Linked DNA regions of Homo sapiens: region 1 is linked to region 2. A link is a loop called in an ENCODE intact Hi-C map of the cell type or tissue named here. Cell type or tissue: body of pancreas. All regions are shown on one strand.

Region 1 (2,500 bases), 80 kb before region 2:
CAATTTTCTCTTCTTTCTGTTCCACTTGCATCTGTAAACCATGTGCCCAGTCATGGCCCCACAGCTGGGCAACGCCATTATGTACTCCTTTGACCACGGCTCCAAGACCTTCAGAGCATCTTGTGAGGCTCTTCTCTCCAGCAGATGAAGGGTTATTATCCTCCCTTAGATTTGGTAACTGAGGCCCAAAGGAATCAAGAACTTTGGCCAAGCACGAGTCCCCATTTTACAAAGGGAGAAACAGCCTCAGAGAGTTTCAGTAATGAATGCAAGTCCACAATGCTAGTAAGTGAATGAGCTGGGATTTGAACCCAGACCTATCTAGCTCCAGAATCCTTCTTTCATGGAGTTCAAGTCTACCAGAAGGAGGGGAGGAATTGAAACAGATGATAGATAAGTAGATGAGTAAGTAAGTCTAACGATTATAAAAATAATTATAAGATCTGCGAAGAAAGTAAACTGGCTGGTGTGATAGAGAGGAAATGGGAGAAGAGCAATCTTTTTCAATCGGGAGATCAGGGAAAGACTCCCAGAAGGGAGGTAATAAACCCTAAAACCATTCTTGGTAATGCATGTAGTGCATGCAGTATGATATTTGGCACCTAGAAAGTTCCAATAATTGGTAGTCATTATTAAGGAAAGTGAAATGCTTTCTCAAAGATAATTGTAAAATCAAAGGGATAGTGTGTGTTTTGTCCTACTTCCAACATCTAGAGCCTTTCTCTCATGGAATAGGAGGGAGGAGAAAACTGAGGGCAGTGATAGGCTTGGCAAACAGGGGCCTTGGCCGGCTCAAAGCTTCAGCACCTGGGGCCAGCTGCCTCATTCAGTGCTTGGCAACGCCCCCGCAGAGTGGAGAATGCCAAGAGGGTAAGTGTCATCTCCGCTCTCCACGCAGTAGCTGTGTGACCTTGGGCAAGTCACATCTCCTGTCTGGGCATCTGTTTGTTCATCTGTAAAATGAAGGTTTCGGTCTAGATGGGTTTTTCAGATCCCTTCCAGCTCTAATTCTGTGTCATCTGAACTCTGACCAACGCCTCCCTCCTTCCGCGGACGTGTTCCCACAGTGCCCTCTATTGGCTGTTTAGTAGAGAGCAGGTACCACACATGCAGCTCCGGGGACCGGGAGAAATGGGAACTGCCAGCTGCCCTTCTTCTGTGAGGGATTTAGAACCCTTGGGGCACATCAGGATCCGCACACAGGATAAGAGTTAGGCAGTCTGACTTCCTAGAGTCACAGAATTTTGGAAAGGGAGACTTAAAGACTATTTATTGCAACAACAGCAGTATTAGCTAACATTTGTTTAGGGCTAACCATTTACTGAACATGGGCTTGATACTGTGCATAAAGTCATGAGTATAACAGGCACAGGGCCGTCCTGAGGGTAGTAACGTGTACACGGAGACCCAAAGAGTGAGGACTTGCCCATGTGAAGATCAGCTGGAAAGACTGTAACAGCCAAGAGAATAGCATGTGCAAAGGTCCTGGAGGAGAAAAAGACAAGGGTGTGTTTGGAACCAAAGGAAGTAGAGTCAATTGTTACTAGATACTGGAGGCTAAAGAATCTTGGAATGTGAAAACCATGATGACTGGTGGAGTTACAATCACTTTGTAAAACTGCTTAGCAGTATTTACCAAAGCTGAATATATACACTTCAGGAAGATGAGCTTATGCGCTCACCAAAAAGGCATAAATAAGAAAGCAGCATGCTTACCAGTAGCTGAAAGCTGGAAATAGCCCACATGTCCATCAACAGTAGAATGGATCAATAAATTAGGCTTTATTCTTCCAATAGAATCATGTCAGCAATCAGAATGAGATCCAAGTATAATTAAACTCAACAATATGGATCAGGTTCACAAAGAGAATGTTGCACATGTTAGTAAGAAACTGAGTTCAAATGATATATATTCCTTTTATATAAAGTTCAAAACCACCGTATGGTGCTAGAAGTCAGGATAGCGGTTGCCTTTGGGAGATGTAGGAACTGGAGGGGCAAGAGGGGGCTTCTGGGAGCAGCCACTGTTGTATTTCATGAACGGGGTGATGGTTACACAGGAGCGTTCATTTTGTTAAAATTCATCAAGCTGTACTTGTGATGTATGTGCATGATCTGTATATTATATGCCAATAAAATATAGTAAAAGCATTATGTGGTTACCAGGTCACATCCACTTGTTCATCACAGTCTCATTTACTGTCACCACCAGTAGGAGCAACACAGACAGGAATATTTTGAGACCAAGATTCTAAGTGCTACTTTTCCGCCTGAGGAGCTCCAAGTAGAGGGTAACTCTTGACAAGATAGGCCAGTTCCTCGGAGTCCTTGAAGAGTGGAGAATGACTGGACAAGGAGCTGGCTCACTGGGCTCTTTAGAAAGAGCCAGAAAGAATCAAGGAAGGGAAAGTTTTCACTCCCAAGGCATCTCAGAGTCTGAATCAGCTTCCTGCTTAGCATTTCAGTACCAGAGAGGCACTCTCCCAGGTTCTGAATTTGC
Region 2 (2,500 bases):
AGAGACGAGGTTTTGCTATGTTGCCCAGGCCAGTCTCGAACTCCTGGGCTCAAGCAATTCTCCCACCTTAGCCTCCCAAAATGCTGGGATTCCAGGCATGAGTCACCATGCCCGGCTGGGGCTATTCTGAATGAATTCTTGTGCATGTCTCTGGGGCACACTGTATGCACTTCTGTTGGGTGTATAGCCAGCAGGAGAATTTCTGGTCATAGCAGATGCCATGTTCAACTTTAGTAGATATAGTTAAGGTCATGTTAAAAGCCACAATGAGTCAAACCTATGGAAATTCATGTGAAGCTGATATGGTGGCTTCAAGAGAAGAGAGAAGGAGGAGGCATCATGCCACCCTCAGACCTTGGTACCCCACATCTGCTGTAATTCCCTCCTCTGAGATATCAGCCTCAACACTGAGTTTCTGTACAGTGTTTCCAGCCATCTTTAGGTAAAAATAAGTCACACTTGGAAACAAATGGTTTCTCTTATATGCTTTTGTCTGGCAAAAGTATATTGTAAGTGATCCAAAAGGAATTGATTTACAAAATCTGAAAATATCCAAAAACAAAACCTGCCAAATGAATTTAAATTTCAGGTCATCAGAACCATTGCTCTGATGTCACTTTGTGCCACCCTCTGCCCTTTCCACACTCCAACGTTACAGTTATCTTCCAGAACACTGGCTTCAGCCTTGGCTTGTCCCTCCTGATGGGCTGCCCTTTCCTCAGCTCTTCAAGGGCAGTGCCTTCTTCTGCCTGTTCAATTCTCAGTTGGTTCTTCTTTTCTTTTAGCCAATCACTCTCTGTCTTATGACCTGTTCTATTTTCTTTTCTTTTATTTTCTTTTTCTTTTTTTCTTTTTTTTGAGATGGAGTCTCACTCTGTTGCCCAGGCTGGAGTGCGGTGGTGTGATCTCAGTTCACTGCAACCTCTGCCTCCTGGGTTCAAGCAATTCTCTGTCTCAGCCTCCGGAGTAGCTGAGATTACAGGTGCCCGCCACCACACCCAGCTAATTTTTTGTATTTTTAGTAGAGATGGGGTTTCACCATCTTGGCCAAGCTGGTCTTGAACTCCTGACTTCGTGATCCACTCGCCTTGGCCTCCCAAAGTGCTGGGATTACAGGCGTGAGCCACCGTGCCCAGCCGAGCTACCCTATTTTCTTCATTGAGTCTATCCCTTCTTGAAATTATTAGAATGATTTTTCACTAGCTTGTTCAGTGTGAGCTCCCAGTAAGCTCCTGTAATGCCTGGCACATAGTAGATGCTTAAGAAATCTTTCTAGAATGAATGAATGGGCTGAATGAATCATCAGGGAAGCTGGCTTGAGGAAACTTGATCTTGGGCCATCTTCTTGGGGACGTGTGAGCTCCATTTGCCCCTCTGGCCCCTGTGGGACCGAGGTAGTTATGAACTCTGCAAATTGTTGATTCCTTTGTGCCTGCAGATCAGGCACTGCCCTTGTCAGGGACCTCCTTTGGTGCTTGGCTCTGTGCCAGAGGACACGGTGACAACTGAGGTGTGAATGCAATGTCAATGATTGACTAGGACCAGCACTGGGCTGCATATTTCCAGGCACAGACTGTGGCTGCATCATTAATAGAGGCCTAGAGGCAACCTGAGTCTCCCTCCTTCCAGAGCAATGGCCATGGCCAAGTCTCCTGCCATCAATCCTTGGAGATTAGATGAGAATGGGACTGGGGCTTTGACCCTGCAAGGACTAAATCCCACCAGTGTCCTAAGAGGAGTTTTCATCAAAGTCACATTGCAGAAGATGCGTAAAGCACTGTCTCCTCTCAGCTCAGAGGAGCCCTGGCAAGTAGGCAGAACTGGCCTTACTCATCCTGTTTAGAAAATGAGAAATTGGGCCGGGTGCGGTGGCTCACACCTGTAATCCCAGCACTTTGGGAGGCCGAGACAGGTGGATCATGAAATCAAGAGATTGAGACCATCCTGGCCAACATGGTGAAACCCCATCTCTACTAAAAATACTAAAAATTAGCTGGGAGTGGTGGCACATGCCTGTAGTCCCAGCTACTCGGGAGGCTAATGCAAGACAATCACTTGAACCCGGGAGGCGGAGGTTGCAGTGAGCCGAGATCGCACCACTGCACTCCAGCCTGGCAAAACAGTGAGACTCCATCTCAAAAAAAAAAAAAAAAAAAAAGAGAAATTGGAAGCCTGGTTGTAAAAGGCTCGTTGAAGTTCCCATGGTTACTGCTCATCCTAAAATCCAGGCATCCTCAATCCCTGTCCCAGCTTCATCCTGGCATTCCCTTTGCCCTTTCTCTGGTTAGAAGTAATACTGAGGAAGCAAGCCCAGCAGAAATATGGGTGGGTACTTTACCCTATGCCCACCTGCAGTGGGTGCTTCCAATTCCATTGTATTCAAAATCTAAAACTTTTATTATTATTATTTTAAAATTTAGAGACAGGATCTCACTCTGTCACCCAGGCTGAAGTGCAGTGGTGCAATCATGGCTCACTGCAGTCACAAATTCCTGGGTTC

Evidence for each region. Hi-C counts contacts between places; a loop is a spot of excess contacts. Peaks named below come from ENCODE experiments on the same cell type or tissue, not always from the same donor. Only the 100,000 strongest peaks of a DNase experiment are listed, where the experiment ranks them.
Region 1: a loop joins it to region 2, with 2.7 times the contacts of the local background. A loop is called at or near these places in 10 of 110 quality-filtered maps.

The regions. Positions count from the first base shown.
Region 1 is chr16:20,299,578-20,302,077 of GRCh38, forward strand. No RefSeq gene overlaps it. Among named protein-coding and RNA genes, the nearest start is that of GP2, 27 kb to the right of the region's middle. In body of pancreas, a CTCF peak has its summit at 1,075 (motif pointing left); DNase peaks (open chromatin) are centred at 814 and 1,074.
Region 2 is chr16:20,379,498-20,381,997 of GRCh38, forward strand. The region is part of intron 3 of PDILT (protein disulfide isomerase like, testis expressed); the gene reads right to left. Among named protein-coding and RNA genes, the nearest start is that of PDILT, 24 kb to the right of the region's middle. In body of pancreas, no CTCF peak of the experiment used is centred here; a DNase peak (open chromatin) is centred at 1,494.